2 separate regions of the Homo sapiens genome follow, and region 2 is linked to region 1. Evidence: chromatin loops called from intact Hi-C (ENCODE). Cell type or tissue: heart left ventricle. All regions are shown on one strand. Links, peaks and the distances in the headings refer to the core of each region. The heading gives the core; the rest is flanking DNA.

Region 1 (17,308 bases), core at 3,626-11,625:
CAGTCTGGGCAACAGAGTGAGACTCCATCTCAAAAAAAAGCTTTCAGGGAATTTTAAGAAACTGTAGGTGCCCAGACCAGTTAAATCCAAATTTCTGGGCAATGATGGCTTTTTAAGCTCCAAGTGGTTCTAATAAGCAGTTAGATTTCATACCATATGATAGGACATTTTATCAGTTTTTGTTTTTTTCTTGATTGCAAGGTCAGAGGACTTTACAGCAGGCTTTGCTCTTTTCCTTCAGAATACTGTCTCTTGTCCAACCTTTTTATCAAAGACATATATGGAGCATTTATTCTAATTTTTTTTCACTCTACCATTTATCATTGTTTTGCGTATGCCTTCTCTAACTCTTGACACCCTTTTGCCTTATCTTTAGATCTGAGGTTTATATAAAATAGCTCCAAAACAAAGCAGCACAAACAGCAAATTAATTGTAGGTACCATGATAATGAGATGAAAATAACTACAAAATCAGTGTTGCCAGTGGAAAACAGAGTTCAAGCGCTTCTACTCTGTACTGTAGTTTTACTCATCATATCCATGAAAGTTGTTAAATGGAAAGTATTAAGTAGAAAATGTCTCTGTACATTTTTAAAATATGACTGGTGAGAACAAATGGTTGTTTAATCCAGCCCCCACATTTTACAAATGAAATGAAACTGACAAGTGGAGATGTGAGATGTTGATTCACCTAAGGTCAAATTTTTATACTTGGATTACTTCATTAACCCAAATATTTTGTGGCCACTGTTGCTGAGAAGAGATGGGTGATGGGTTCATATCTAAATATTAATCAAGCCTGATTTCTTGCTCTCAAATTAAACTGAGGTTACTTGCCTATTTGGTGCAATATCATCACCCTACCACGTGATAAGCAACAAAGTTTAAATTTATACGCTAATAATGCCAAAAGAAAATGTTGATAATTTTTATGTATTAGTGGAAATCTTTTCAACCAATTCTGGTCACTTTTTTTGGGCAAATTATATATATGTGTGTTTGTGCATTCATATGCAGGCTAACATTCTTGCATTTTCATGTTTTGCATTTTAAGAGACTAGTTGGAAAATGCTGACCTGACCTAGATTTTCTGAATGATAAATGCTGACCCACTTTTCTAATGCTGAATAATTTTGATCACAATTAGGTCAGGAGTGTCATTTCTGTGTTCCCTTCCACCCCCAAAAAGGGATAAACTAGTTTCATGTAAAAGAAGTAAGTATTAATACAAGTAAAATTGTTACTATTTGGAGTTTTTAAATGTTGTCTTTTATATTAATTTTTGTTTTAAAGCTGGAGGAATTAGTATGTCAGTAAAAATTTATTCCCCATATAGGAGGCAGTCAACATTTGAAGCTTCAACACAGTGTTATGTATAAATAAGCCCCTTAATCAACAAATTTGCTAAACAATTTGTTTAGTGCCCAAGTGATCCAAGACTAATAAAAGTACTGTAGATTTAGTCACCCCTTTCTGCAGATTAAGTATGCTTAATAACCAGTCATTAAGCACTCTAGCCACAGCTTGTTTAGCATATTGATGTGTATATTTCTTCTGCTTTTCTCATTGTTTCTTTCTTTTTGCATTTTTATATTGCTTGGATAATTCCTTTTTTCCTTCTTCTATTCCTAATGTTTTCAGTGGTTTCTTTTTAAGATTTCTTATTTGAAAGTTTTGTTAATAAATACCTTGAGCTCTTAGACTTAGAAGTATTTTATTCGTCTTTTTTAAAAATCTCCTATATTGAATTCTTACTTATAATCAGAGTTAATGAATATAATTTTAGTGTTCAGAAATGACTCTGAAAATGAGAAATTTCATCTTAATAAATAAAATGATTTTAAAAATCTAAAAACTAATTTTTCAAATAGACTTGAAAATAGAACATTTTTTAGAGGTTTGTCAACATTGTAAGTAATTTCATGTCTAGACCCCTTCCTTAGCTTTGTATTGACCTTGCATCTATTCATTGATTAATTATTGCATCTCCTGTAGTGGTGGCCAAATAAAGTCTGTGAATTATTTTTATTATTTCAAAACACCTAACCAAATGTGATTTACTTCAAAATGATCAAATAAAGTAACTGACTCAAGTTTATATCCTTCCGGTTTGGGTAAATTAACTCAGTTCAATAACACTAGTTGTTTCAAGCATATCAAAAGATCTTATTGATTATGAGTTGTCAGATAAGTCTACAATGCAGAGGGTTAGTAAAAGAGCCCTTGATGACAAATCGTTTGGAGGCCTCCATTGCCATGTTTTAGAAGAATGACATAGCTCTCAGAGTAATGGTCAAGATAACCTGCGTACTCAGTCTTACAGAACCTGCGTACTCAGTCGTACAGATCTTTTGAAAGTGTATATCTCTTAAGAATTAAAAGAAGTCAGAAGAACACACACTTTCCAGTGTGCAAGCACCTTCAAAGCTTGCTGCTTGATAGAATAGAAAATCTGAATTCCAGGAGGTGATAGAAGATGTGGATACTGAATGGAAATTACCTCAGGTCTTTATTTTACCCTACAGCCTAGGTCCTTAACATAAATATAAGGAAATTTGCATCTTTCTACTTGATTTTCCAAAATATTCTTGAGAAGTAAGCATATATGCAAAGCCATACATGGAGGTTTCTCTTGAAGAGTTAACAAAATACTGTATTCAGCAATCTGATCTACACTGGTTTTTGAATGTGTATTTTTTCTTTGGAATCCAAGTATGCTCTTGGATTTGTTAAAATGTTCATTATTGCCAGTTGCGTTCAAGTTCCTGTTCATTTGACACTTTTCAGTGACTTCTCTGTGTACTATATTTTAATAGTCACAGGGGATTGATGAAAACCTCAATAGAATAGACAATCACAGTACAGTATGATGTGTTCTATAACATACACATTGTTATGTGTATGTATTATGCACATACAAAAATCCTGACTCTGCTTGGTATAGTGAGTGGGAACAGGAAAGACATCAGAGGAGGTGAATCTTGAGTTGAGATTGGACGCATGAGTCAGTTCACCAAGCAGGCAAGAACAGATAGCATGTGCAAAACTCAATAGAGTACCTTGGAAAAGGTTTCATGACTTAAAGGCCCTGAAAAAAATTAAACAAGGTAAATGAATTTGACTTACCACCTTTTAATCATCTTTTCCTCTGTTTTGTGATTAAATATGCTTACCTTTTCTTAGATTCCTCCTTTCCCTTTTAATAACATTTTTCTGTTGAAAATTGCAATTATTTTTTCACTGAAGAGGAACATCTGTTTCCTTTAACCCTGAGACTAAAATTTTATGTCACCAGACAACAGATGCTAAGCATTAAGGGGAATGCTATAGGTGGCAGGCTAATGTCCGTAAGTTAGAAACACACTTTTGACCAGAGTCTGAGTACATCTAAAAGACTTACCACCTAAGATTATTTGTTTTAAACTTTAGAGGCTTTAAACCCCCAGAACAAAGTTGTATATATCATATATTTCATACTTGTAAATGGTTTTCTTTTGTAAATGGCTTCACACACAAACGTATATACACACTCTACTTTCCTAATAGGCATGTTTTTAAGTGCCTTTTTATCTTCTATTATGAAAACATTCAAACATAAAGAGGTAGAAGCCTATAATGAACCCTCATATTCTCAGCATTTTATCATCAACCCTACCCCTCTCCCACCACACATGCACTGGATTATTTAGAAACCAATCCTGAACATTATATCATTTAAGCATGTTTTCTTTAAAAACACATTTGGAGAAGGAAAGAGAACACATTACAAAGTCATGAATTTAGATACTGCATTAGGAAAATGATAAACCTACTTTGAAGATTTGTTTTCCAACCATTTTACTGTAGGAATCTTTTGCTTAAAATACAGTAAGATTCTCATTATTCCCTGAACGTGCCAATGACTTTTTCTGTAGGGTTTTTTTCCCACATTTTTTTTTCTCTTCTGGAGCTTGCTATTTGCCCATCTGAATGGTGCCCTTTCAAGGTTTGACTCCGTTCCTGCTTTCTACATGAAGCTTTTCCTGACTTTTTCTTACAAAAATGGCATTTTTTGTCTGCATAACTCACTTCCACATTCAACAATGAGTTACTATTTACTTTTTAAAGTACATGCTCTGTTTTCACTTGATTACTTGATTATAACTGCTGTGTGCCTCAGTCTCATGTATAAAATACAGGTAATAACAATCATGAATAAAATTCAGGTAATATTTACCCCAGATACATGAGGATAACATAAAACAAGTACTCAGTGAATATCAGTAATTGCTATTGTTAGCCATAAACTCCTGTAGGGAAGGAATCATACCATGTGCCTTTTTTTTAATCCCCACTGCCTCATTTCTCAGACAAAGTGGATACCAAATACACATTTAGTTATGTTGGGAGGAAATCTGCTTTATTTTCTATGAGGTCATTATCCAATATTATTTATTAATATATTCACATACATATTCAAAATATGACCTTTGAAAGATAAGCATTGTGAGATACCATGCTTTTTATCTACAATTGATCATGAGCTAATTCATTGATTTATGTTATAAAATGTGTATCACTGGCTTTCACAGGTTTAAGATTAAAACCCAATTTAATTAAAACCCAAGATACATTAAATTTTATCTTTGTTATATCTATGAAAAAATAATGCATAGAAAAACAAGTATTAAACTGGTAATTACAAATCATTTTTGTCTTTTTCAGACCATAAAAGTGTCACTTAGACAATTTGAGAAATCTAGAAAAGTTGAGAATTAGATTAAAAACTATCTAGAGATGGCTCACGCCTGTAATCCCAGCACTTTAGGAGGCCAAGGTGGGCAGATCGCTTGAGATCAAGAGTTTGAGTCCAGCCTGGCCAACACAGCGAAACCCTGTCTCTACTAAAAAAAAAAAAATACAAAATTTAGCCAGGCGTAGTGGAGCATGACTGTAATCCTAGCTACTGGGGAGACTGAGGCAGGAGAATCACTTGAACCCACGAGGTGGAGGTTGCAGTGAGCCAAGATCCCACCACTGCACTTCAGCCTGGGCAGTAGAGCAAGACTCTGTCCCTCCACCCCCCACCAAAAAACTATCCACAGATAATCACAGCATTTTCACACTTTCTTTGCATAAAAGTTTACATACCTTAAGATGTGCTGTCTGAAATCTTTGATCCCCTTTTGCCTACTGCTTAGCATTGTGCATAAGCACTTTTTGTCCTTGAGAATATTGGTAAATAATGTATATAGTTTTTTAATTTTTTCAGTAGTTTGCATGTATTTATCATAAAAATATAGAAAAGATTCAAATGACATTGGAACAGTTTCTAGTGTCCATTTTTTTGTTTTTAAGATTCTCCTGGCTATTCTTGCCTTATTTTTTCCATATGAACTTCAGAATTAGTTGTCTGTTTAAAAGATAACTTGTTGGTATTGGGTTCACTTTAAATTTATAGGTTGTCTTTACAATGTTGCCTTCCAATATAAAAATCTGGCATACCAGGTTTCTTAATCCATGTTATGTTGCTATTTAAAAAAAAACTGAAATTGGGTAATTGGTTAAGAAAAAAGGGTCACTTAGCTCTCAGTTGTGCAGGCTAAGAGTAGTAGGGCTTGGCCCTCCTGGGAAGGGCTTTTATGTTGCATCACAACATGGCTGAGAAGGTCAAAGGGGAAACAGACCTGGTGAAAAGGAGGGAGGAGCATCATGGCTTTATAACAACGTGCTCTCTCCGGAAAGAATTCATTTCTTGGAAAACTAATCCAGTCTTGTGAGATCTCACTAATGAGAAGAGCACCCTGACATTCATGGGAGATCTACCCCCCACCACCCCGTCCCCAAACCCAAACACCTCCCACTAGGCCCCACTTCCCAACACTACCTTACTGGGGATCAAATTTCAATCTGAGCTTTGGTAGGGATGAAAAACCATTTCTAAACCATAGCAACAGTCTCTTCTACTTTTATGTTCTTCCATATGTTTTAAGATTTTGTCAGTTTTTTTCTTTGATGCCAATGTTGCACATTTCTTGTTAAGCTTATTCCTAGATATTTTAGCTGTTCGTTCTGGATGCTATCTTTTTTCCATTGTCTTTCTCCTGAATGATAATATGATTATGAAGGCTATTGATTTATATATTTTAATTATGTACCCAGCCACCTTACTCAATTTCCTTAAGATCTATAACTGTTTTTCACTAAATTCTTTAGGACTTTTCAAGTAAGCACTCAGCCGCAAGTACCAATTTTGTGTAACTAAGTTTTCTCATGAGTCATTCTTTGTTTCATTCCTGATTTTTTTGTTTGTTTTTTAGAAGGTGCCTCTAAGTTTACTAAACAAGCATATTGCTGGCTGTTGTGTGAGATTGACATATTTTATCTCCCTGTATATGATGAAAATGTTATTCTTTGTTATATATACACAGTAATATTCTTGCACTTTCTTAATTTCATTTTATTTTTTTCAACTCTCTCTTATTGGGCTTCTAGTGTGAGACAGGCATATGATTGGTGCTGGAGATTCAGAGTCTGATAATCTGATAACAATGTCTACCCTTCAGAAATGAATATTATAATAAAGGTAACAGTTTGCTATGAGACTAGAAAAGAGAGTTCTACATAAAATAAGAGAAGGGAGGCAGATGGATTCAAGGAAACTTCCTTAAAAAGGTGATGCTAGAGCTGAATTTTGAATAGAATAAGTCCACCTCCATTTACTTTAACTGGAAACCTATGATTTTGTTTGACTGTGGAAACTTATGAAACTTATGGTTTCTTATGACTCTTGTGTTAAATTTTAACTTTGGAATAAGACTCAAACTATTAAATACAAGCTAAGTATCTTTTTTCCAAAATGCTTGGAGCCAGGAGTGTTTTGGATTTCAAATTTTTGGTGGGATTTTGGAATAATTGCATTATACTTACTCGTTGAGCATCTCTAATCAGAAATCCAAAATGCTCCAATGAACATTTTTTTTTTAGCATCATTTTGGCACTCAAAAAATTTTGATTTTGGAACATTTTGGATTTTGGATTAGAGATGTTCAACCTGTAATGAATAACTTTTAAAAATCCAACAGTGAAAGTACAGGTGCTTGCTTTCTTTCTCCAAAATCTATTAGCCTAGTATTTGTCAACTCATGGAAAATTATAGCTTAAATTTAAAGGATGTTTATCCTTAAAAAAATTCAGAATTAAAAGAAACTTAGCTAGCATTTAAGTCTGTCTGCCCATTCTCCGCCCAGCCAAAGACTTAGAAAAGCTAGTAATTCTGCTAAGGCCATAAAACCAGCTATTGGCAGAGCTTGAAGACTGTAGAAGACCTCAAGATTCTGGTTTTAAGTGTTGCCAGACTTGTCATTCTGCTTGCCTTCTTGAAGAAATAAAAACATGACTCTAAATGTGGAATTGTCAAACATTTTTTACCTATGCAGTTTTTCTTGATATTAATTTTTCTTTTTTTTTTTTCTTTTTAGTCTGCCATTTTCAATTTTCAGAGTCTATTGACTGTAATCTTGCTGCTTATATGTACCTGTGCTTATATTCGATCCTTGGCACCCAGCCTCCTGGACAGAAATAAAACTGGGTATGTTACTAATGATGTCTAATCACCCAAATTAGTTCTTACAAATGTTCAATGTAAGTTAACATATAAATTATTAGATAATTTAATTCCTACATGTAATTTGGTTTTATAATAACTTTTTTCATTTTCTTCCTGTTAAAAATTCAAAAACTTTATATTCACAATATCTTACTAAATTAAAAGGTAAATTTCAGAAGTGACCTAAAATGTGTTAAGAGTAAAAAATCGCATGAGGGATTTAACCTACTGAAGGTGAAAATAGATGTTAGTTGTCCATCAGTTTTTATGATAATACTCCATCTCCTTGTAGACACTGTCTTCTCTTCATTCCACCTTTTTCAGTAAAGTCCTGTTGAATTTATTCTTCAGTATTCACCCATTTGTTGAAATTACGTTATTTGTTGCTTGGCTGTGCATGAAGTCTTTCTATCCAAGTAGACAGTTTCATTGTATCTTTCCCTTCTGTACCCGCCAACTGTAAACTTAGAATTAAAGCATATGGTAGACTCTAGTAAACACTTATTCCTATTGATGACTTTATTGGAATTCTAATATAATGCATAATGTCCATCTAAGATATTTAAGTGTTTATCTCATTAAAGAATAATTACATAGTAGTAGAATACTTTCCCTATGCTATCACGAAAATTCTTCTTCAAAAGCAAGTAGGTTGCATGTGGAAATGTCTGCTTCTCATTCCTTGGGAGCAGGAATATGTTCATAACATGCTACATTAACAAAGGAGTTCTCAGGGCTGCCAACCTTCTAGTAAAGGTTGAGTGGTAGTATATTTCTCCAACATAAAAGACCAAAAAGAGCATGCCTATTTTTACATTTTAAAATATGTACTAATACAGTCAACTGTTTGAAAGCTTTTTTTAAAACCTTTATTTCTACTTATATACGTGTTAAGCACCATTTTATGTTGATTTATAACTAAGAATTATTTTGTATAGAAAATTTTATAGGCCTAGTCTCTTTCTGTTAAAATTACATGTTTTTATGAGACTCGTAATCTTTTATTATACTGAGAATATATACCATGCTTAGGTGGAGATATCTAGACAGATTGGATAAAGCAAGTTCTTGATGACTTCACTGTTTAAAATAACTTCAGTTTTTGCTACTTCAAATAATATAGAACTAAGCAGCAGAAAAAAAGATTACTACATGGTCTTTATCCTGGTTTCATAGACCTGATAGCATTATCAGCAAATATACTTATTGGTATTTAGCCATAATAACTAAGCAACGTAATTACATTTTTTAAATCAACTAACAGGGTTCGTGTGTGTGTGTGTGTGCATGTGTAAGTAAAATTGGGGTATTACAGAAATATATCTAGGTAGAGAAATATGTGGAAAAAACCAAAGTGGTGCTGCTAAGTCTCTGAGTTACCAAGTTAGGGTTCTTTACTCATTTATAAAAGCTGTTAATATGTTAATCCTGTTGTACCAGTTTCTTAATGATATTTTGTTACTTCTAGAATATTAGACCCAAAAAGACCTTGAGTTTGTGATCTTGTGGTTTTCAGTGGGTTCTAGAATGAAGGAGCCATGGCTTTGCAAATGCCTAACCTATTCCATTGTTTGATGAAGAAATGTTAGCCAATTTTAAGTGATACCTAGAGTTATCACATGTATCCTTAGCCTATATATGAACACAGTACATCTAAGTCACCATTCTAAGGACTTTCCGTGTAATCACTCATTTCATCCTCATAACAACCCTTTGAGGGTGGGTCCTTTTGTTAAAGAGATACAATACCTTGCTCACAGTTACGCAACCAGTGAGTAGGATTTAATTTAAGCATAATTTGGCCTTTATTTTAGCTTATTTTCAGGAATGTATATGGGCTTTGTCATTTTATTTCTATGGTAAAATTGTTTAGCCTGTCAGAATATTCATACTTTGAAATAAACTCATGTTTTTGCTTAATTCCATTTAATCTAAACTATGTATATTCCAGTTCATAGCAGTTTCTATACATTGATGGTTGATAGGCTAAGAGACCTTTTGCTTTGAGGTCAGGAAGTTATACTTCAGAGGAGGAACATATATAGAACTTAACTGAACCAGAATTTTCTGTTAGTCTTACCCATTCAGATGTAATGATTCACTAGCCAGCCATCTCTTTTGGTAAAAAAAAAAAAAAAAGTATACTATAAATTTTTCTGGAATTTAAGTATTCTGATTTTCTTGAGATAATAATTCGAATTTACGTAACATAATATTAATTTATCTTAATTTGCAACCATATGTGACACTATTTATAATTCTTTTACTTTGTCAGACCAACTAAGTAGTGTCCTTAGTGTTATTTTTTAAGATATCTCTATTCATTGATGATTCGGTCTTTTTTTAAAGATGATTTGTTATACATGCCAAATAAGTGATTACTCCATATAATATGTAATTCATAATATATTCATTCATACAGTTGAAATATATATCTCCATTCTAATACTTATTCCCAGAGTATGTGCTTTAAATGCCATATTTAGTGAATTCACATAGAGTGTCCTTTAAACTAGAAGATTTTCTACTTATATTGAAAATATAGGCACATTTTTAATTCTTTCTTAGTAAATGACACAGATAAGTAAATACCATCATTGGAATTCATTATTATAGATTATTTAACTTTAGAGCTACATTCTGTAAGAAATTAAAGTTTATTATAAGAGTGTTTTTGGTGTCACATTCAACCAAAAAATGTTCATTTAACATTTTATCAAAATTGATGCTTAAATTGCCATATACATTTTCTGCTTTTGAAAGTAGAGTAAATCAACTGAATAGTAAGCCCTTATGCAAATTTTTGCCACTCTCACTAATTTGCCCTGGATTTGACCTATGACACTATTTATATTCCATTTCATAGCAGTTTCTGTACATTGATGGTTGATATGTCATTGTGTCCTACTTTCATACATGAATGGTGGCTCAACATCAAATAAGGAGATTTCAAATTTGAAGCAAAGTGTTAAAGGTTAATATGTTAATATACAATTAATTCCCTATATGATATCAAGAGAATAATTTACCTTTCCGAGTAATCAATAGCTACTTTTTTTCTTTTTTTATTCTATGCAGATTGTTGGGTATATTTTGGAAGTGTGCCAGAATTGGTAAGTGTCTATAATCTCCCTCCATTTCTTCAGCTGTAAATTGTTGACCAATTTACTTAGGTTATAATCTCACAAGTCAAATGTTAATTTTTAAAGGGCAGGCTTCCCAATTTTATGCATTTTCGCAAAAGTTTATAAGTTGTACCAAGCTCTTTTCCTTATGCTATTTAAAACCACATTTGGGCCAGGCGTGGTGGCTCACGCCTGTAGTCCCAGCACTTTTTGAGGCCAAGGCAGGAGGATTACCTGAGGTCAGGAGTTTGAGACCAGTCTGGCCAACATGATGAAACCCTGTCTCTACTAAAAGTTAGCTGGGCATGCACACCTGTAATCCCAGCTACTCAGGAGGCTGAGGCAGAAGGATCTCTTGAACCCGAGAGGCGAAGGTTGCAGTGAGCCAGATCACACCACTGTGCCCCATCCTGGGCGACAGAGTGAGACTCTGTCTCAAAATAAAAAAAGAATAAAACTAGATTTGGTGGCTACTTCATTAACACAGAGACAGAAAATCTTTCTAATTTAGATATCAAATACCATGCATTCTTGGTATTGGGGGAAATAAATGTATGTGGTTTTATGCACACATGTTGATAGTATAGAAGTATAGAGCATGCTGTTGTGTATAATGTATACCATTTTGATAACTAGGATGTATTCCCATCTAATGAAAGTCTTTCTGAGCAGCTATCTGAACATAATCACTTTATTGCCCTATTTAAATAACAGAATGTTTAACTGTTTTGTCTATTGAACCCATGTGGTCATAGCCGAACTGTTTGACTCGAGTTAAAGTACTACACTTGATCTTAGCTAAAAGGCCAAGAAGCAATTAAAGTTAAGGTAGATGTGGTTGTCTTACAACTTTCCATGATAAGAGATTAGTAGCATCATACATGTTTTTATAGTTAATAATATACTCCTATCCATTCACCCTGTATATGTAACATTTAACACGGTACCCAGCACATAGTAGACTCTCAAATGATTAAGTGAATCAATTAACATGTATTTTATTGCATCATTCATCAGTATTTTTTTTTTTTTTGGAGATGGAGTCTTGCAGTGTTGCCCAGGCTGGAGTGCAGTGGCACGATCTCCGCTCACTGCAAGCTCCGCCTCCCAGGTTCAAGTGTTTCTCCTGCCTCAGTCTCCCGAGTAGCTGGGATTACAGGCACCCACCACCACGCCCAGCTAATTTTTTGTATTTTTAGTAGAGACAGGGTTTCACTATGTCGGCCAGGCTGCTCTCCAACTCCTGACCTTGTGATCCGCCCGCCTCGGCCTCCCAAAGTGCTGGGATTACAGGCATGAGCCACTGTGCCCAGCCATTCATCAGTATTCTTGAATAATAAATTACACCCTTTTTTAACCTTTTTAATTAAAAAAAAAAAAAGACTCCAGACATTTGTACATATACCACTTGGACTGAAATTGAATATTTCTTATCTGTCCTCTTTGGAATCATTTGTATAACCAAAGAAAAATTCTTTTGTTTAGTACTCTTCTTCTAACTTTGAATTTATGCTTAACTACTTTTCTTTCATAAAGCTGTTAGACATTTATAATGAAAAATATTTTTTCTACGTTTGACATTTATTGTTAGCCAGTCTGACAACAGCCTAAATTCTCTCAACTAATCCCTTTTAATAGGATAGAGAATTGAAGAGGCATCTCCATTAGATAAACTGTGTTCCCTTTAGAGTATTGTGTTTTATTTTGGCTTTCAACTTCTCAGAGATGTGGAAAATTTAGAGGATGGTCCATAAAGGAAACAAACTTCATGAGATTGAAAAATACAAACTGTATAGTTTGAAGTCAGGTACTCAATGGGTGCAGCTATTCTTCCTCAGTGTTCTGTCATACTTTGTTCTCTCTTACGGTGATAGGTCTAAGAGTCTTTCTTTTGTAATAAGTATCATTACCTTAAACTGGTAAAATCACAGATATACCCTAGATAAGTAGTTACCACTCTGGGACATTTGACAAAATAGAGAGACAGCTTTGATAGTCACAGCTGGACTCAGGGACATGTAGTGGGTATAGGTGAGGGATGTTGCTAAGCATCCTAGGATGCACAGGGAATCCATCACAACAGAATTATCAAGCTCAAAATGTCCATAGTACTGGAGTGAGAAGGGCTGCTCTAGATTTACAGAAATTTATGGTGCAGACTTATCTGGCACTCAGTTATGAACAACTGCAAACCCTGAAATAATAGGAGAAATCTTAAGCACTTCAAAAAGAACCAAGAAAAGAGTGACAAAATAGCATCCTCAATGGTTAATACTGGTAGTTAGTGGTAAATATAACTATACACACACCAAACCGCATGCTTCAGAGACAAGTTACTCTGAGAAAGAATATGGCCAAGAAACAGTGGTTAAGAATACCTCAAGTAAAGTACAAAGAGAGAACATAATGGAAGAGCAGGTCTGGAGTTAAGAGGCATCGTTTTCATCTCAGTTTTATTAAATTGCTAATGCATAAAGAAAATATTAAGGTATTTTAAATCCATCTTATGTAATGAGAGAAGTGTGTACAGTTCCATTTAGTAGCCAGCCCAAACAGCCCCTTTGTTCACAATTATTGCTTGAAAAGAACATAGCTGAGTTTAAGATGTCTAGTTTGTATCTTTCTTAATGATTTCCTGTTGTATGATCTATTTTTATGTCTGAGTATAAATAGTGTCTAGTGTCCTTTTTTTTTTTTTGCTTGTTATTTATTATTTCCATTTTCCTCTCTTGACTGTATGAATGCTATAGGTTGAATGGTTCATTTTAAATGTTCATTCTTGCCAATTCTGTGAAAGCATTAGCTTTTCATTTTGGCAGAGTGACTTAGAAAATGTTGCTGATATGCTGCTTTCTCAAGCATATGCTCCTCTCTTATCTTGACACAGAATATATCCACAAAGAAATGATACAATTTTAATGGGAAAAGACCTAGCCAAATCATCTTATCATGTTACACATCACATTACAGCAACTGTTTTACATTCACTTATACAGACCTAAGACCAGACAAAAAGTAACATTAAAACCCAAGTTCAACTAAAGATGTTTAGCTCTACCACATGGCAGTCTCTTTTAAGAAAATTAAAAACAGGAAAATTAAATCCACATGTAAATGATAGCATTCTAATTTGAAGGATGAGGAAAAGGGGAACTTCCTCAAAAATTAATTTCCACCATATGGAAAACTTAGGACCGTATTAATTTCTTTTAAGTATTTAATAAGACTCTATGAGATGAGGGTATATAGCCCTAGTAAGAGTGACAGGCTTGCTTACGAAGTCTTTCTGAAATTTATTTACAAATGGGGTTGTTTTTGTTTTGTTTGGTGACTTGGGCTTTTTTCTCCAAGAGAATTAGCATTGTTTACAGATTGTGACCCAAGATTTTTTTTAATTTTAAAAGATTTTTATTTTCAGTTGAGGTGATGGTATTGTAAAAACAGTTTCACTTTCTAGATTTTTTTTAGCCGGAAGGCAGTCCATTAAATGTCTACAGATTAAACAAATACTTTCAGAAAAACCCCAAAAGTTTATTTTTTTGTATGTGTATAATATTTTCTATGGAAATTAACAATGAGCAGACACTAAGACATAAACTCAATAATATGGCAGTGTGAGGTCAGTGAGGAAGCTATAAAAATGAAAATGACCTTGAGAATTTTAGTTAATAAAGATGGTCAGGATGAACATTTTCTAGAGGTAGTTTGCCTAACTTGCTAAGTGGGATAAGGAGTTTCATTAAGAAAGAGTTGACTTTAAACATCATGGAAAAGCACAGGTGAGGGTAGTGTAAACCATCTCTACTAGAGGATGCCAGGCACATACCCAGGATTATTTCTAGAAGTAGTTTCTTCTTCCTTTCTTATACCGCCCTCATGGCAGCATAGAAATGTCTGGTGCTTTATGAATTAGTATAGCCTTGCAGTTATTGAAGGAACAGAGAAGAATAAGATCAATTTGAGTTAACTCACAATGACATGATCTCTATCTGTTTGCGAGACAATTCACAAGCCAGTTTGAGATTTACTTCGTACAAAGGAAAGCATCCAAATACAAGCATTCCTTAAATGCATGTGAAAAATTGACTGATACAGAAGTGGTTAGTTTTAGTTCTACTTTTCTAACCCAGAGTAAGCATACTATCTCAGAAATAGTTTTTCTAATTTTTTTAATTAAGCATTTTAATTTGTCCATTTTTTAAATGCAGTTTTATTGACCATCCTCTCTTTATTTTCATCCATGAATGCTCCCCCTTCCCTGTACCTTTAAGTGTCACAAATTGCTACCAGTAAGGAAAACTGTTGTGTCTTTTTATGGATGGAAGTTTTGTTCTTTTTATAGACAGAAAATAAACAATATTTCTTTGGCCTCAATTGAGTTGAGATCGTTTCTCTTGGATCTCTGTCCTACATTCTGCATTGTATTTTTTAGTGTCTGAGTTTACACAGTGACAAAGAAATGATGCTTTCGAGGTTTTCTAAATATATGAAAAGAAGATCCTCTTAGAAATAAATTGATATATTAATAGTTTAGCCCATTCTGTATTGTACTTGTTTTTTATGTTGCATCTAGTTTTTGTCACTGCCCCACCCCCAATGTGCGGGCCTCCTAGGGAAGAATGTTATCTTGATTCTTATGGTAGTATAACCTTGTCATAGCCAGGTTAGCCACTCAGTTAATCAAGATGAACATCTCCTTTTTTTCAACAGGTGAACGGAAGAGTCCTTATGTTGCAGTATGCTGTATAGTAATGGCCTTCAGCATCCTCTTCATACAGTAGCTGGGGAAAATGCCAGAATGTAGTTGCCATCAGATTTGATTGTGAACAAGGACTGACTGCAGAAAATAATGGAAAGGATGTTTAACTCTTTTATCTCCGAACATTGAATGAGATAAATTTCCAGATGCTGTTCTCTATTTTAATGTTATTGGACCAATGTTCTGTATAAACAATTAAGATGTAACCATTTAATAGTCTGTAACAATCAACCTCAGTACTGTCACTACAATATTACATTCTGCAAATGTTATTCTGTTGTATCAGATACAAAATTTTAGTGAGGTATCTCTAAGGCACATAGTAGAAAACAAAATTGGTTAATTACTCAAGTTCCTTTCACTGTGATTTGGAAATGATTTAATCTTTATAGAATGAGAACCTTTTTTGGACTAGCTTTTTTATTAAAATGGCTCAATTTGTGTTGATAAGGATTGCATTAATATTTAATAGTGCTTGCTTTTCCTCTGGGCACACCATTTTGATCATTAACCAGAGTACCTCTACTCTTAGCAAACTCTAGTTTATGACAAGTATTTAAAATATTTAAAACAAGCTTATGCAGTTCTTAAGGACGAAGGTAAATGAGATGTAACTTAAAAATAGTATTGGGAAAATGTTGATAGTTAACATTAGTGGATTTAGACTAGCCAAATGACATAGTAGGCTCTGAAACATCTTGTCAAGTATATGTATTTTGTGCATGAATTTTTGCTGGAAAGCTGTCTTTCTCTGAAAAACACAACGTTCTTAGAATGAAAAGAACAATTATAAAATAATTATCCTATATGTGTTTTTCATTCTTTTTAGTGTCATGGCTTCAAAAATGAAACATTTATTTTAATTGCCGTAAAGGAACTGTATTTTTGTTTTGTTTTTTAACACAGCACTTTAAATCCAGTTTGTGTTTTGTCAACTTGAACTGGAATCTCTTTTGTTACTTTGGAGGTGATAAATAGTTTTCAAATCTGCTGATTTGTATACTGTGGCACAAGTATCTTTGAACTTTGATAGTGAAAGGAGACCTTCAACAATTTTTAGTCTAGGCGAGAGGAATATTAGGAATGTGACTTCTAAATTTTACAATAGAGCAGTTATTTTAAGGTCATGGTTAACATTTCTTAAGGTTCAACTAAAATTCAGTTAAAATTTCAGAGCTACGAGGAACTTAAATCTTAGCTAAAAATTACCTGTTGTAGATAGTATTAATTAGATTGTTTGCAGCTATTAATTCATCATAAAGATAAAATGAAGAAACTCTCCCTTTTTTTAAACAAAAAAAATTATTTCTAGATTAATAGGCTAGTAGTTATTTCTGCAGAAACAACGTATGGAACTGAAAGCCACCTATTTTTATTTTAGACTAATTTAAACCACTTGGAATGGATTCTAGGAAACATCTTAAGCTTGTGTGTTGCCTGTGGTGGTTTTTTGTTTGGGGGTGTTTTTTGGTTTTGGTTTGATTTTCTGTATTTTGTTATCTGGGGATTTTTTGTTTGTTTGTTTTGGTTTGGTTTTGGTTTTATATTTTTGGCATGTCTATGGCAGTTAAAAGTGGTATATTTTGCTTTAGATAGGGAATCAGGTTATAATCATTGTTCTTCCTCTAAACTGCCTCTTGGGCTTTACATCAGGTCAAGGATTTTTAGGGTTTCTCAAAAATAGGATTCTTGTCAGTGTATGCATGCTGAGTAAGTCACCTTTCTGGCTCTAATTTCTGGGTGGCCATCTGTTGTCCAGCTCTGCTGCCAACTGGACTTTCCGAAAGCCATGTCAACTAATTTTTTATATGCTAAGACAAATCGAATATGAAAAGA
Region 2 (17,308 bases), core at 3,906-11,905, 340 kb before region 1:
CTCTAATTCTGTGAAGAATGTCAACAGTAATTAAATGGGAATAGCATTGAATCTATAAATTACTTTGGGCAGTATGGCCATTTTCACAATATTGATTCTTTCTATCTATGAGCATGGAATGTTTTTCCATTTGTTTGTGTCCTCTCTTATTTCCTTGAGCAGTTATTTGTAGTTCTCCTTGAAGAGGTCCTTCACTTCACTGTTAGCTGTATTCCTAGGTTTTTTAATCTCTTTGTAGCAATTGTGAATGGGAGTTTATTAATGATTTGGTTCTCTGGTTGTCTATTGTTGGTACCATATAGGAATACTTGTGATTTTTGCACATTCGTTTTGTATCCTGAGACTTTGCTGAAGTTGCTTATCAGCTTAAGAAAGTTTTGGGCTGAGATGATGGGGTTTTCTAGATATAGGATCATGTCATCTGCAAACAGACGTTTGACTTCCTCTCTTCTTATTTGAATACTCTTTACTTCTTTCTCTTGTTTAATTGCCCTGGTGAGAACTTTCAATACTATTTTGAATAGGAATGGTGAGAGAGGGCATCTTGTCTTGTGGCAGTTTTCAAGGGGAATGCTTCCAGCTTTTGCTTATTCACTATGATATTGGTTGTGGGTTTGTCATAAATGGCCCTTATTGTTTTGAGGTATGTTCCATCGATATCTAGTTTATTGAGAGTTTTTAACATGAAGGGATGTTGAATTTTATTCAAGGCATTTCCTGTCTATTGAGATAATGATGTGGTTTTTGTCTTTGGTTCTGTTTATGTGATGAATTGTGTTTATTGATTTGTAGATGTTGAACCAGCCTTGCGTCCCAGGAATGAAGCCAACTTGATTCTGGTGGATAAGCTTTTTGATGTGCTGCTGGATTCGGTTTGCCAGTATTTTATTGAGGATTTTTGCATTGATGTTTATCAAGGATATTGGCCTGAAGTTTTCTTTTTTTGTTGTATCTCTGCCAGGTTTTGGTATCAGGATGATGCTGGCCTCATAAAAGGAGTTATGGAGGAGTCCCTCCTTTGTAGTTGTTTGGAATAGTTTCACAAGAAATGCTACCAGCTCCTTTTTGTACTTCTGATGGAATTCAGCTGTAAATCCACCTGGTCCTGGCCTTTGTTTTTCAGTTGGTAGGCTCTTTATTATTGCCTCAACTTCAGAACTTGTTATTGGTCTATTCAGGGATTCAACTTCTTCCTGGTTCAGTCTTGGGAGGGTATATGTGTCCAGGAATTTATCCATTTCTTCTACATTTTCTAGTTTATTTGCATAGAGGTGTTTATAGTATTCTCTGATGGTTGTATTTCTGTGGGGCCAGTAATGATATCCCCTTTACCTTTTGTATTGTGTCTATTTGATTCTTCTCTCTTTTCTTCTTTGTTAGTCTAGTTAGTAGTCTATTTTATTAATTTTTTCAAAAAACCAGCTTTTGGATTCATTGATTTTTTTGAAGGGTTTTTTGTGTTTTAATCTCCTTCAGTTCCACTCTGATCTTGGTTACTTTTTGTCTTCTGCTAGCTTTGGGTCTTGGTTGCCCTTGGTTCTCTAGTTCTTTTAGCTGTGATGTTAGGATGAGAATTTGAGATCTTTCTAGCTTTTTGACGTGGGCATTTAATGCTATAAATTTCCCTCTTAACACTTCTTTAGCTGTATCCCAGAGATTCTGGTACATTTTCTCTTTGTTCTCATTGGTTTCAAAGAATCTCTTGATTTCTGCCTTAATTTCATTAGTTACCCAGGAGTCATTCAGGAGCAGGTTGTTCAATTTTCACATAGTTTTGTGGTTTTGAGTGAGTTTCTTAATCTCGAGTTCTAATTTGATTGCGCTGTGGTCTGAGAGACTGTTATGATTTCAGTTCCTTTGCATTTGCTGAGGAGTGATTTCCTTCCAATTATGCAATCAACTTTAGAGTAAGTGCCATGTGGCATGAAGAGGAACGTGTATATTCTGTTGTTTTGGGGTGGAGAGTCCTGTAGATATCTATCAGGTCCACTTGATCCAGAGCTGAGTTTAAGTCCTGAATATCCTTGTTAATTTTCTGTCTCAATGATCTAATATTGACAGTGGGGTGTTAAAGTCCCCCACTATTATTGTGTGGGAGTCTAAGTCTCTTCATAGGTCTCTAAGAACTTGTTTTATGAATCTGGGTAATTCTTTATTGGGTGCATATATACTCAGGATAGTTAGCTCTTCTTGTCTTGTTGAATGGATCCCTTTACCATTATGTAATGCCCTTCTGCTTCTTTTTTTTTAAATCTTAATTGGTTTAATGTCTGTTTTGTCAGAAACTAGGATTGCAACCTCTGCTTTTTTCTGCTTTCCATTTGCTTGGTAAATTTTCCTCTATTCCTTTTTTTGAGCCTAAATGTGTCTTTGCACGTGAGATGGGTCTCTTGAATACAGCACACCAATGAATCTTGACTCTTTATTCAGCTTGCCATTTTGTGTCTTTTAATTTGGGCATTTAGCCAATTTACATTTAAGGTTAATATTGTTATATGTGAATTTGATCCTGTCATCGTGATATTAGGTGGTTATTTTGCATACTTGATGTATTTGCTTCATAGTGTCATTGGTCTTTGTACTTCAGTGTGTTTTTGCAGTGTCTGGCAACAGTTGTTCCTTTCCATATTTAGTGCTTCCTTCAGGAGCTCTTGCAAGGCAGGCCTGGTGGTGACAAATTCACTTAGCATTTGCTTGTCTGAAAATGATTTTATTTCTCCTTTGCTTATGAAGCTTAGTTAGGCTAGATATGAAATTCTGGGTTGGAAATTCTTTTCTTTAAGAATGTTTAATATTGGCCCCCAATCTCTTCTGGCTTGTAGGGTTTCTGCTGAGAGGTCCACTGTTAGTCTGATGGGCTTCCCTTTGCAGGTGACTTGGCCTTTCTCTCTGGTTGCCCTTAACATTTTTTCCTTCATTTCAACCTTGGAGAATCTGACGATTATGGATCTTGGGGTTGATCTTCTCAAGGAGTACCTTACTGGGGTTCTCTGGATTTTCTGAATTTGAATGTTGGCCGGTCTTGTTAGGTTGGGAAAGTTCTCCTGGGTGATATCCTCAAGTATGTTTTCCAACTTGGCTCCATTCTCCCTGTCTCTTTCATGTACCCCAATCAGTTATAGATTCAGTCTTTTTACATTATCCCATAGTTCTCAGAGGTTTTGTTCATTCCTTTTCATTATTTTTTCTCTAATCTTGTCTGCCTGTCTTATTTCAGCAAGATAGGCTTCAAGCTCTGAAATGCTTTCCTCTGCTTGGTCTATTCAGTTACTTATACTTGTGGTTGCATTGTGAAGTTCTCATGTTGTGTTTTTCAGCTCTATATTGCAGGTTTTGAGCTGTGAAGACAAGTTTCCTAGCTGTGTTTGGATTGCAAATTAACAGAAAGGCAGACCAAAACAAATTTAAACTATGATAAGATGTATTTTTCCCTCAAAAGGAAGTGAAAGGTGGTGTGGTTCCCAGGGCTTATTGATTCAGCAGCTCAAGAAAGTCTCTCTTTCCTCTGTTGTCCACAGAGATAACTTTGTCCCAAAGCTCTTTCTCCAGTGGGAGCAAAAGTAAGTCCTTTCAACCACGGAATAAGTTTCTCCATTGGTTTCTGTTTGGGCCAACTTAGGTCACACATTCCTGAGCAAATGACAGCCAGAAAAACGTTGAGTTCTGATGGGCTTAAGTATTACTTCCTCAGACAATAGTGACAGGGAAAATGGAATGATCACAATTGATTTAGTCAAATCAACTTGAACTTGTGAAGGTACTTATGAACAATATATATGAAAGATCCTACATTGTGATAGATGTGTGTTAAATCATCTGCTGGAATTAGGGTCACCTCTCAAACCACATGCATGCTGCATGTTAGGGGGTCAACTCTAACAGGTTTATCCCTGTAACCAGCTTTTTCCAGAATAGCTATAGTTATTGTTTTTCCTAAGCTTCATTTAGTCATTGTTCCACCTTCAAAGGCCAATAACCCCTTCAATTTTGAGTCAGATATTTATAATGCCATTTAAAAAATTCTGGTCTCTTACTTGTATTATCTAAACTAGACATATAAATTATCCAAGACCACACAAACAGGAAAGAAACATAGCTTAGTTTAAGATAACTCAGGCCATATGAAAGAAGGAATTTTTTTCCTTAGGAATTATATACCAGTACAGTCATGCACCATAATGACCTTTTGGTCAAGGACAGACTGCATATACAATGGTAGTCTAATGAGATAATAATGAAACTAAAAAATTCCTATCATCTAGTGATGTTGTAGCCTTTGTAACATCATAGTGTAACACATTACTCACATATTTGTCCTGATGCTGGTATAAACAAACCTATTGCACTGCCAGTCAAATACAAATACAGGACATTACAATTTTGTACAGTACATAATATTTGATGATGATAATAAATGACTATGTCACTGGTTGATGTATTTACTATACTATACTTATTATTTTGAAGTCTACTCCTTCTACTTATAAAAAAAGGTAACTGTAAAATAGCCTCAGGCATGGCCTTCAAGAGGTATTCCAGAAGAAGACATTGTTATCATAGCAGATGATAGCTTCATTTCTATTACTGCCCCTGAAGGCCTTCCAGTGGGACAAGATATGGAGGTGGAAGATGGTAATATGGATGATCCAGACCCTGTGTAGGCCTAGCCTAATGTGTGTGTGTCTTAGTTTTTATCAAAACAATTTAAAAAGTAAAAAAAAAAAGGTAATAGAAAAATACTTACAGAATAAGGATATAAAGAAAATATTTTTGTACAGCAGTACAATGTATTTGTATTTTAAGCTGTTATTACTAAAGAGTCAAAAAAACTAAAAATTTAGAAGTTCATAAAGTAAAAAAGTTACAGTAACTAATGTTAACTTATTATTTAAGAAAGAAATATATTTTTAAGTAATTTTAGCATAGCCTAAGTGTATAGTGTTTATAAAGTCTAATGTAGCACACAGTAATGTCCTAGGCCTTCATATCCACCCACCACTCACCACAGCAACTTCCAGTCCTGCTAGCTCCATGCATGGTAATTGTCCCACAGAGCTATATCTTTTTTTATCTTTTATACTGTATTATTGTATATCTCTTCTATGTTTAGATAGGTTTAGATGTGCAAATACTTAATTTGTATTACAATTGCCTATAATATTCTGTACAGTAACATGTTGTATAGGTTTGTAGCCTAGGAGCAATATGCTGTACCATCTAGTCTAAGTGTGCAGTAGGCTGTACCATCTAGGCTTGTATAACTATACCCTATGATACAACAATGAAATTGCATAACTACTTATTTCTCAGAAAATTTCCCTGTCATGAAGTGATGCATGACTGTACTGTATTTCCAGACAGGAATGTACATCATCATGTTCTATACATTTGATGTTTAATGTTAATAAATATAAAATGCTTTTGCCATGTAACAATTTTGACCAGATGATATTTTAGGGTAAGAATCATCATGTTTGATTTCTGGTTCTATACATTTCTACGTGTGTGACTTTCAGCAAATGAAAGTCACTGTTCTGTGGCTCACTTTCTCACAATGTAAAAAATGGAGATAAAAATAGTACCTACCTCATAAGGTTGCTGTAAGATTTAAATAACTTAATATACATAAAGTGTACAGTATGTGATAGGCATGTGGAAACACTATAGAAGTATTTGCTATTATTATTATATTCCCATTATGATTTTTTCTTCTTCTTCAAAGTAGTGAGCTACCTATTGAGGATGTGTGAGTATAGACAAGAAAAGTAAAAGTGAAGATATCTCTTTATATGCATTTTCAGGATTATTAAGAATTTTCTTTTAAACAAAATACATTGCATTTTAGAGAACAGTGATAAGATTTGTGGGGAACACATGTCTGGAAAGACATATTTCATGCGAAACAATGGAAACCCAACACTTCATTTTGTATGCTCCACGTGGCTATAAAACTCCTCAGGACCTACTCATGCCAATGCTCAAAGTGTAAGAAAGAATTCTTTCTTAAGTTTGTTTAGATAGAATTTGGGCAAGATTTTAATTGCTAGTTGTTCATGAATTTATTTATTCTAAAACAAAATCTGAACTCTCTTCTACCTATTATATAATAACTATGCCTTTGTGATTGTTATTTTTGGAATATTCTTTAAATTCCAATAATTTTGAAAAGCTATGAGTGGCTTATGGTATTCACCAATAATATAAATTCGGCTGTTATTTAAAAAACTGTTGTTTAAAATAATGGTGAATAGTATTATTCACCAATAATATAAATTCGGCTGTTATTTTAAAAATTGTTTTAACAGCACTGAACTAATTAGTGATCTAGGAATAAACAACTAGGGCATCAGCATAGGCTACTTTGTGTAGTTTGCTAGAAGGTTGAGCTAATGAGGCCAAAGTTACAAATTCTATTTAAGTATGACATGATCTAGTTTGAAAAGTTCTATTCTATAATCGGTCCAATTCCAGGTAGCCCTCTGGGGACTGCGGGCCTTTGAGGACATAAGAGAGAGCCAGCAAGGGTAGAGAGGGTACAGTCTGCACCTAACAACTGTCAGAAAATAATCTAGAGCTGTGCCTTACAGACAGTGTGTCAGTGACATCATGAATAATAACAATCACAACTATTGCAGCTTGTTGAGTACTTACACATGCTAGGCACACTGATAGATGTTTTACAAAGTTTATTTCATTTGATGTCATTTTCCTAACACCACAAGAAACGAAGTATTATCACTCCTTTCCCAAAGATGAAAAACGTGAAACTCGGAGAGTTAAAGAAACTTGCTCAAAATTATAAAGCTAATGATGGGTAGAGCTATAGCACTGCATGTAAGAAATGCTTCTCCGCAGTGAAGGTGGTTGAGAATGAGGCCGCAGGGTGGCTGATCAGAAGTCTTAATGTTGCTTTCCAATATTTTTTGAGCTGCACTATTTAGTTGCAGTTTTCAAATAGCTCCATGAAAAGCAGACAAAAAATTTTAAAAATGCAAAATGATTTCTTGCTGATTATTTTCTTTGGTGGAGGAGGACTGGATTATGATGGTGACTATACTAATATTAATGGATGTTATTGAGGACTTAACCATGAGACAAGCACTGCTGAAGCACATTTAATCCTCCCTACAACCTCAAGTATGGGATAGGTATTATTTTCTTCCTATTTTTCTACAAATGAAATAAATGTAGATAAAAAGCTAAATAATTTCCCCTAAGATCACACAACTATCAAACAAGAGGGCCAGGACTTAACCTCCATATAAGGTCAAAGCCCATGCTCTTACTGAGATATTTTACTGACAAAAATAAACAGCAAAGAAATGTTTACTTAATTTGGTGGATTTGTGATAAAAATTACACCCAACTCCTGATTATTCCATATAAATATATCTTCTCCAGTATAGCTCCAAGAATGATTTGTCAGTGGTTTCATGGCATAATATGTTATACCTATAATGAAAGCCTCTTGTGAAAGCATAAATATTTCCTGGTAGACAAAAAAATGCAAGGAATGGGGGTATACATGTTTCCTCACATATTTTGACTGAGATATAGATTCTCACTTCACTTTTTTTGTTTCATCTAATTGGTGAAAAGCAGTAATTTTGTTGATACTTCCTTAAGGTACCTATGACCTGTATAAAATGCTTACATTTCCTTACTGCTTGTACACATTCAGCCATAAAAACAAAATGGAGAACAATTTAAATTAAATTTCATCAGTTGTTCAAATACATGTCTCTGCTCACACCTTCATGATGAATAGTAGCAGACAAGCAACACAGCTAATAAGTTATTTTAATAGGATGATGTAGCAGTGTGTGAACTGCTAGCTCCTGGGAGCGTGAGTGACAGATTCCAGTTCTCATTACTGTGTAGATTAGTCTCAGAGAATTCATTAGTGCCCAGTGGGGCAGCTCTGTTGAGTGCTCTTAATTTGGAAAAAGAGACAGGAGGCCTATGTGCCCAAGAAACTCTAACGGCAGATATGGAGTTGAAGGCTTTTAGAGCAAGGGACTCTTCTGAGGAGATGGCAATTACTCACTGAGTTTTTCAGGTGACTGGTGACAGCTCTCTTCCCTTTAGTCTGTGTCAGTAGATATAATAGAAATAACAGAGGACTATTGGATTTCACCTCACCTACGAGGAGGCAGGTTTAATGCAGAATGTTTCAAAGTTACAGTATGTCCATATAAATTACAAATAACTTTTTGATTTTGTAGGATGGCAGTGAGCAGAAGTAGCATAGAGAAATGCAATTTATCAATAATCGTGATATCTTATTTTTAGACAATAGTTTTAACCCCTTCCACCAAACCACGAAGCAAGCTTGGTGTTGATTTATTTAAAATCTTATGTGTGCTATTTCTGCCACATCATAACAAACACAAACAGTGTTCTTATTTCTGGGCACTTAAAGGAACCAAAATAGCACTCTTCGTATACTATTAAAAAGCTTCCAAACTTTTTTGACTGAAGCCTGTAGTAAGAAAGATGGTTTACATACAACCAATACCCATATACATGTAGGTATTTATATAAGTGAAACTAAAGTTTTTGTACATATGATGCACTCTTATCTGCGTTATCCTATTTAAATATCTTCCTTTACTCTATTTTATTATGCTGTACTGTTTCTTTTTAGAAATGTTGGTATTTTTAAGATGTTGATTCTCTTTTAAAAAATTATTTAAAAATTGATTCACCAATTATCAAATAAGATCTACAGTTTGAAAAACTGCGTGAAAGAACCCTGTTTCAGAGCAAAAGCCTTTTCATATCAATTTTTGAGAGAATAATAATGTATTTATTGAGAGATTATTATATGCCCCAGGTGCTGTGCCACTGCTTTATGAAGCTTCTTATTGAATTTACTCTTCACAACAATGATGGAAGTAGATATTGTTATTTCTATTTCTTACATAAAGAAAGCCAAGCTCAGAGAGGTAAAGAAAGTTGCTCTAGTACACACAGCTAGAAAGTAGTAAAGTTACAATATTGGCACATAGTAGGCATGTAATAAACATTCATTGAATGAATTTATGAATCAATCAATATTTATTTATTTATTTATTCATTTATTTATTAGAGACATGATCTCACTCTGTTGTCCAGGCTGGATTGCAGTGGCCTGATCCTATCTCACTGATCTCACTGTAGCCTTGAACTCTTGGAATCAAGCAAACCTCCCACTTCATCCTCCAAAGTAGCTGGGACTACATGAACATTCTACCACACCTGGCTAGTTTTCAAAAGTTTGCTCTTAGAGCCATGGGGATTTTGCCCAGGCTGGTCTCAAACTCCAAGCCTCAAGTGATCCTCCTGCCTAGGGCTACCAAAGTGCTGGGATTATAGTTGTGAGTCAACATGCCTAGCCTTAATCAATAATTGAGAATGAGTGCATAAGCCCACTGACTTGGCCATTGGATGTATTGATGGCTAATCCTCATTCTACCCTTTCTTTGGGGACCACAGTCTAAAGTTATAGTATTCAACTATTTTGAAACAAAAATAAATAGTTTTTATGTGAAAACTGAAAAAATTATTTTTTGATTGGGAGGGTGACAAAAATAATATCGATGATGCTAATGATGATCATGGCTAATATGTATTGATTACTCAATATGTGCCAAGCACTACTCTACATGTTTTTACGTGTATCAATACAAAGTAATAGTAGCTATCTCACAAGGTTATCATGAGGATTAAATTGATTTACTCTTTTTAATCAACTCTAATGGGATAGATACTATTATTATCTTCATTTTATGGTTGAGAAGACTGAGGCACGAAGAGGTTGAGGAACTTGCCCAAAGACACACAGTTAATAAAATCCAGTAGTCTGTCTCCAGAGTCTAAATTTTTAACCTTGACCCTTGACTAATCATTGATGATCAGCTATGTGTTTCTATTATCATGAAAGCAAGGTGGATGCTTCCAAAGCAAACACAATAAGAAATGCTAAATGCTTTAATGAAGTGAGCCACCCATTATAAGTCATTTTGCTGTCCTAACATGCTCATAGTTTCCTAACTTCAGAGCATTTTTCTGATGGTTTGGAGCTAGTTTATATTACTCAGCACAAATATTGAAAATAATGATTTCAGAGTATTTTAAATTTTCATGTTTCTGTAGTTTATATAGTGCTAAATGTATCTGAAAAAATTAGTCGATTTTATTTTTAATAAAATAAAATTTAAAAAAATCTGAGCAGCTAATAGCAGTACATTTTGCTAAGATAACATCAATGAGACCAAAAAAAGACAGTCTACAGTAGGAACATGAGTGTCTTAGTGGTGGAGAAAGCTGTGGTGGGATCATTTCATTGACAGAATTTAAGGGATTGACACCAGAGCTTGAAGAGGAAGTCAAAAGTAAGCCAAGAGCCAGGTTTACAAGCTGATCACAGTGTTACCCAGAGGATAGGAGTGGATTGCAGTCTGTTATGCTACTCTGTAATGAGAACTTTACCCTTTCCTTCCCAGGGACCAAAGAAATGATACTTTGTCCCTTTGATGTTTGATGTCCTAAATTATTTGAAGCCTCCCATGTAAATACAGTGCATAAAATTAGTTGGTTTTTTGTTTTTGGTTTTGGTTTATTTTTTAGCAGAGAAGGCCAGTGCTCACAAATTCACCATGATTGTCCTTTTTTCCACATTTCCTAACCTCTTAACATTCTGACTAATGATTTGTTGGCAGAAGCCATGTGCCTGGCCTCTAACAGCCTCTCTTGAGATCCTCTATTCTCTCTCTCTTTTTTCATCTACCTGCTAGATGATAATAAAAAGCCTTGTGTTGAAAATGGAAGTAAACTAGGTTCTCTAATGAATTGATGGGGGCAGGGCCCCCTTGACAAGCTGCATCAGACAGGAACAAGAGCAAGAAGTAAGATTTCATCACATTAGGCCACTGAGATTTTTACAGCAAAGAAAACTCCCCTCAAACAAAGCTTTTTATAGCAGCTGCAACGACTTACCCTGACTAAAACAGTGCTGGAGTCTCAACACTGGTGCAAATGCTTTACTGAAATAAAAGGTGGTGGTTGGTGTTTAGTGATGTAAATTGAGAAAATGTGTGTATGATTTGCACACGTGGCTTCCTCTGCAAAAGCCAGGCTGATTTTAAGAGCTATGACTGTTCCCAGCAACCACTCTGGCAGAGCAGAACATGCAGTCAGACCAGGAACTAACAAACCTGTTGCCCTCCCCTCAAACATAAGAAGGACCTGGGACTCCTCAAGGGCTCACATCGTGGGATCTAGGTAAAGTCCCTGAGTTTAAATTCTGCCTTTCACTCTCAGTTGCTGTGTCACTTAGCAATTTGATTAAAAGATGTGCCCATCTTTCTTACCTGTTAAGTCAGGAAGTAGTACCTAGAGTTATTTTGAGGATTAAAAAGTTTATCAATATAAAGCACTTAAAACAATGTCTGGCATAGGGTACATGCTCAGTCTATGTTAGCTATTTGTATTGTTATCATTAGCATTTGTATCATAATACTTGAGTCATTCCCCTTCCCTTTCCTGGAGTGCTAAGATTTATAACTCTTAGCTATTTTCTAGGCGAGGGGCACGCTCTCCTTTTTCCCCATTGTGTAGGGATGCTGGAGGCAGTAATAAGGATTTTCTTTGCGACAATCCTTTTTTTGGAGTTTGTACTTGTATTTTCTGAGTTTTCACTCAGTCAGTGGGAAAGAATATTCTCTTGTTTTTACCTTCAGATGTACAAGAAAGAAAACTTCCAAATTTAAATTAGTACTAAAACATTCACGAGGCAACAATAACCTGGAGATGAGGTCTTCTTTTCCCACAGCTGAGAGAGCATGTTTCCAAGGCATGAATCTGAACCCCAGCTCTCTATTGCCTAAGCCTACCCAGGCTTTGCCGTATATTTCAATGTGGCTGAGTTATAATTGGAAAGTCCAGGTCAGCATTCATTGCACAAATGGGTAACTCCATCATGAGCTAAGATTTCAGTTGAGTGGTGGAATTTATACTGAATTTTTCACACAAAAATATGCTTAATGTCTTTTTTTCTTCCAAATTTGGCAACGGTTAATATATAATGCGGAGAAGGACATTTTTGCCTTTCTCTTTCATAGGACACTTCATCATGGTGGCAGCTAGATCCTCTTGTGAAGGCAAGAATGTAATTATCTGCCAGAGTTTATCAGCTCTATTTCTCTCCATTTCAAAAGCCTGTTGACTATCCATAAGTTTTTAAAGAGAACAAATGAGGCAGGAGCAGAGACTGTGAATGTGGCTGAAGGTAATATGGTAATGACAAAGGAGAACTTGTCAATACTGGTTTGATGATAATAGCTCAGAGTTGCCCAAACACCAATCTGCACTGTCTTCATTGCTCAGAAGAAAAAGAAAAAAAAAGTGCTTATCTAATTTTTAAGGCTTAAGTATGCATCAATATCTATTTGCTTTTTTTTTTATTATACTTTAAGTTTTAGGGTACATGTGCACAATGTGCAGGTTTGTTACATATGTATACATGTGCCATGTTGATGTGCTGTACCCAGTAACTCGTCATTTAACATTAGGTATATCTCCAAATGCTATCCCTCCCCCCTCCCCCCACCCCACAACAGGCCCAGGTGTGTGATGTTCCCCTTCCTGTGTCCATGTGTTCTCATTGTTCAGTTCCCACCTATGAGTGAGAACATGCGGTGTTTGGTTTTTTGTCTTTGCGATAGTTTACTGAGAATGATGGTTTCCAGCTCATCCATGTCCCTACAAAGGACATGAACTCACCATTTTTTATGGCTGCATAGTATTCCAGGGTGTATATGTGCCACATTTTCTTAATCCAGTCTATCATTGTTGGACATTTGGGTTGGTTCCAATTCTTTGCTATTGTGAATAGTGCCGCAATAAACATACTTGTGCATGTGTCTTTATAGCAGCATGATTTATAATCCTTTGGGTATATACCCAGTAATGGAATGGCTGGGTCAAATGGTATTTCTAGTTCTAGATCCCTGAGGAATCGCCTCACTGACTTCCACAATGGTTGAACTAGTTTACAGTCCCACCAACAGTGTAAAAGTGTTCCTATGTCTCCACATCCTCTCCAGCACCTGTTCTTTCCTGACTTCTTAATGATCGCCATTCTAACTGGTGTGAGATGGTATCTCATTGCGGTTTTGATTTGCATTTCTCTGATGGCCAGTGTTGATGAGCATTTTTTCATGTGTCTTTTGGCTGCATAAATGTCTTCTTTTGAGAAGTGTCTGTTCATATCCTTTGCCCACTTTTTGATGGGGTTGTTTGTTTTTTTCTTGTAAATTTGTTGGAGTTCATTGTAGATTCTGGATATTAGCCCTTTGTCAGATGAGTAGATTGCAAAAATTTTCTCCCATTCTATAGGTTGCCTGTTCACTCTGATGGTAGTTTCTTTTGCTGTGCAGAAGCTCTTTAGTTTAATTAGATCCCATTTGTCAATTTTGGCTTTTGTTGCCATTGCTTTTGGTGTTTTAGACATGAAGTCCTTGCCCATGCCTATGTCCTGAATGGTATTGCCTAGGTTTTCTTCTAGGGTTTTTATGGTTTTAGGTCTAACATTTAAGTCTTTAATCCATCTTGAGTTAATTTTTATATAAGGTGTAAGGAAGGGATCCAGTTTCAGCTTTCTACATATGGCTAGCCAGTTTTCCCAGCACCATTTATTAAATAGGGAATCCTTTCCCCATTTCTTGTTTTTGTCAGGTTTGTCAAAGATCAGATGGTTGTAGATATGCGGCATTATTTCTGAGGGCTCTGTTCTGTTCCATTGGTCTATATCTCTGTTTTGGTACCAGTACCATGCTGTTTTGGTTACTGTAGCCTTGTAGTATAGTTTGAAGTCAGGTAGCATGATGCCTCCAGCTTTGTTCTTTTGGCTTAGGATTGACTTGGCGATGCGGGCTCTTTTTTGGTTCCATATGAACTTTAAAGTAGTTTTTTCCAATTCTGTGAAGAAAGTCATTGGTAGCTTGATGGGGATGGCATTGTTGATACATTTTATTAGCAAATAATAAACAATGTGTATGTAAACATTAAAAAGAAACTTTGTGACCAGAAAAATTATCTTTAATGAGAGGGGAAGAAATATTTTTACCTGTGAACAAACAGCTCAGTGTTTCTCTCTTTTTTCTTTTTCTTTCTTTTTTTTTTCAGTGAAGAGCCTGGACAGATGATACAGAAAAATGAGCAATTGTAAGAGAGTGAATACTAGAAAGTAAAGTCAAATCAAAACATATACCTTACAAAGCTTAAAAAAAGCAGTCTTCTCTCTACTTAATTTTTCTATCTAGTTTTCTGTTGACACAATTAGATATACTGAATCAAATTATTCAAAGATTTCTTTTACATGGCTTGAAAGTTCTAATTGTACCAACATCAGATTCACAAAATACATTAGATTTTTTTTCATTCTTCTTGGCTGCCAAGTATCTGAACTCCCGTCATATATTTGGCACCTTCTCCCATTAGAGAAACTGGAAAAATGCCTGATGCTTCTCTTCCCAGCTTCTCTTAAAACTAAGCATAGGCACATTACCTGGCCTCTACTAATCATAGGACACACCCCCTGTTTTCAATAGAGGGCCATTGACACAAGGAAGTAAAGTCTCAGATAAATATTTCTAGAGTCAGTGACAATTGCAATAAGATCCCATTTCCAAGGCAGTGGTGGCCACAATCCCTGTAAAAGAATCTCATGTCCTGTGCCAGTCATGTTGACAGTTCAAGCAGCAGTAGTAGTGACATACGGTAGGTAGGCCCTCTGTGTCTGTGAGTTCCACATTCATGATTTAACTACTCTCAGAAAATATTTGGGGGGAAAAGTTGCATCTGTATTGAACATGTACAGACTTTTTTCTTGTTAACATTCTCTAAACAATATAGTACAACTATTTCCATAGCATTTACATTGAATTAGATATCATAAGTAATCTAGAGATAATTTAAAGTATATGGAAGGATGTGCATAGCTTAAATGTAAATATTATGCCATTTTATATCAGGGTCTGAAGCATCTGTGGATTTTAAAGAGGGAGGTCTTGGAACCAATCTCCCAAACCCCCACAGATACTGAGGGAGGACTGTACCAGGCAGGTCAGTTTCACTGTATCATTTGGGACATTACTTATGGCTGTGTGGCCCTTGAGTCTGATACTCCTGTGAACTCAAGAATTCAATTAACTTCCCAATATCCTTCCTTTTTTCTTTTTTACTTTTTCCTTTAAATAATTTTAGATTTATAGAACAGTTGCAAAAATTGTACAGAGAGCTTCCATATACCCTTCACCCAGCTCCCTTTATCCTTAACATCTTGCATAACTATGGTACATTTATCAAAACTAAGAAATTAACATTGGTACTAAACTCTCTTCAAGTTTCCCCAGTTTTCCCACTAACGTCTTTTTCTGTTCTGGTATCCAGTTCATGATAACACATGAGGTTTACTTGTTATGTCTCTTCAGTGTATTCCAGTCTGTGACAATTTCTTGGTCTTTCCTTATCTTTCATCACAGTAACACTATGTGGTCAAGTATTTTGCAAAATGTCCCTCTATTTGGGTTTGTCTGGTATTTTCATGATTAGACTGAGGTTATGGGTTTGGGGGAAGAAAATTCTATGGAGAAGTGATGTGCCCTTCTCAGTACATCATATCAAAAAGCACATGGTTTTGATATGTTTCATTCCTGGTGGTGTTAACCAAGATCTGTTGGTTAACCTGGTGTCTGACAAGTTTCTTGAATGTAAAATTACTTTTTTTCCTTTTCCCTATTCTATTCATTAGAAGCAAGTCACTAAGTTCAGCTCACATATAAAAGGAGAGAAATTAAACTCCACATCCTTGATTTGTGGACATATTTTTAAACTACCACGATAATTAATACATATTTTGAGGGAAATACTTTGAGGCCAAACATCCTGTTTTACCTTAACATTTCACTCACGAATTTTTACATTTGTCCCTAGATCTTGCCTGCAGCAAATATTACTGTGGGTTCTAATGATGATTTTCTATTTCCTTAATTCCTTCTATATTTATTAACTGGAATTATTCCAAAATGAATATTTGTCTAATCTCACTCGTCTGTTTATTTGTTTATTTAATCATTTATTTCTACGTGTCTGGACTCATGGATATTATCTATTCTGTGGTTTATAATCCAATAAAGTTATTTATTTAGTTGCTCAAATTCTTTTTTTTTTTTTTTTTTTGAGATGCAGTTTTGCTCTTGTTGCCCACGCTGGAGTGCAATGGCGTGATCTTGGCTCACCGCAACCTCCGCCTCCCGGGTTCAAGCAATTCTCCCTCCTCAACCTCCCGAGTAGCTGGGATTATAGGCATGTGCCATGACCCTTGGCTAATTTTGTATTTTTAGTAGAGACAGGGTTTCTCCATGTTGGTCAGGCTGGTCCCAAACTCCCGACCTCAGGTGCTCCACCTGCCTCGGCCTCCCAAAGTGCTGGGATTACAGGTGTGAGCCACCATACCCAGCCTCAAATTTCTTATAGCTTAGCTATTGGTAGCTCTTTCAGGTTGTCTCTTATATACTTTTGACATGCCAGCATACTGGTATAAAACACTTATTATTACAGTAATGTGCTGCATAATGATGTTTCAGTCAGCAATAGACCACATATGCGACAGTGACCCCATAAGATTATAATGGAGCTGAAAATTCCTATCACCTGGTGATGTTGTAGCCATCATGACGTTGTAGGGCAATGCATTACTCACATGTTTGCAGTGATACTGGTGTAAACAAACCAACATATACTATAGCACATACAATTATATAAGGTATATAATAATAACAAACAACTATGTTAGTGGTTTATGTATTTACTATTTATACTGTACTTTTAATCTTATTTTAGAATTTATTCCTTCAACTCACACACAAAAAAGTTAACTGTAAAAGATCCTCAGATGGGTCCTTCAGGAGGTATTCCAGAAGGCATGGTTATCATGGAAGATGACAGCTCCATGTATGTTATTGCCCCTGAAGACCTTCCAGTGGGCAAAGATGTGGAGGTAGAAGATGATCTTGACCCTGTGTAGGCTTAGGCTATTGTCTGTGTCTTAGTTTATGTCAAAAATGTTAAAAAAGGTTAAAAAAAAACAATAAAAACCTAAGTAGAAAAAAGCTTATCGAATAAGGACATATATAAAGAAAATATTTTTGTACAGATATACAACATGTTTGTTTTTTAAGCTGTGTTATTACAAAAGAGTCAGAGAGTTAAAAAAAAAGAAAATTTTATAGTTTATAAAGTTTCAGTAAGCTAAGGTGAATTT

Evidence for each region. A loop is a pair of places that touch in the nucleus more often than their neighbours do. Peaks named below come from ENCODE experiments on the same cell type or tissue, not always from the same donor. Only the 100,000 strongest peaks of a DNase experiment are listed, where the experiment ranks them.
Region 2: it touches region 1 in a loop (2.1-fold over the local background); 2 of 110 quality-filtered maps call a loop at or near these places.

What each region holds. Positions count from the first base shown.
Region 1 is chr5:83,055,270-83,072,577 of GRCh38, reverse strand. TMEM167A (transmembrane protein 167A) reads left to right here. Exons shown (of 4, transcript NM_174909.5): 2 at 7,461-7,570; 3 at 10,667-10,701; 4 at 15,424-17,308. The coding sequence ends at 15,494. It also overlaps SCARNA18. Among named protein-coding and RNA genes, the nearest start is that of TMEM167A, 13 kb to the left of the region's middle. In heart left ventricle, for the core only: no CTCF peak of the experiment used is centred there; no DNase peak of the experiment used is centred there.
Region 2 is chr5:83,395,093-83,412,400 of GRCh38, reverse strand. It overlaps LOC105379053 (a long non-coding RNA gene), which reads right to left. Exons shown (of 3, transcript XR_948511.2): 3 at 14,065-14,177. Among named protein-coding and RNA genes, the nearest start is that of VCAN, 68 kb to the left of the region's middle. In heart left ventricle, for the core only: no CTCF peak of the experiment used is centred there; no DNase peak of the experiment used is centred there; H3K27ac peaks cover 1,925 bases.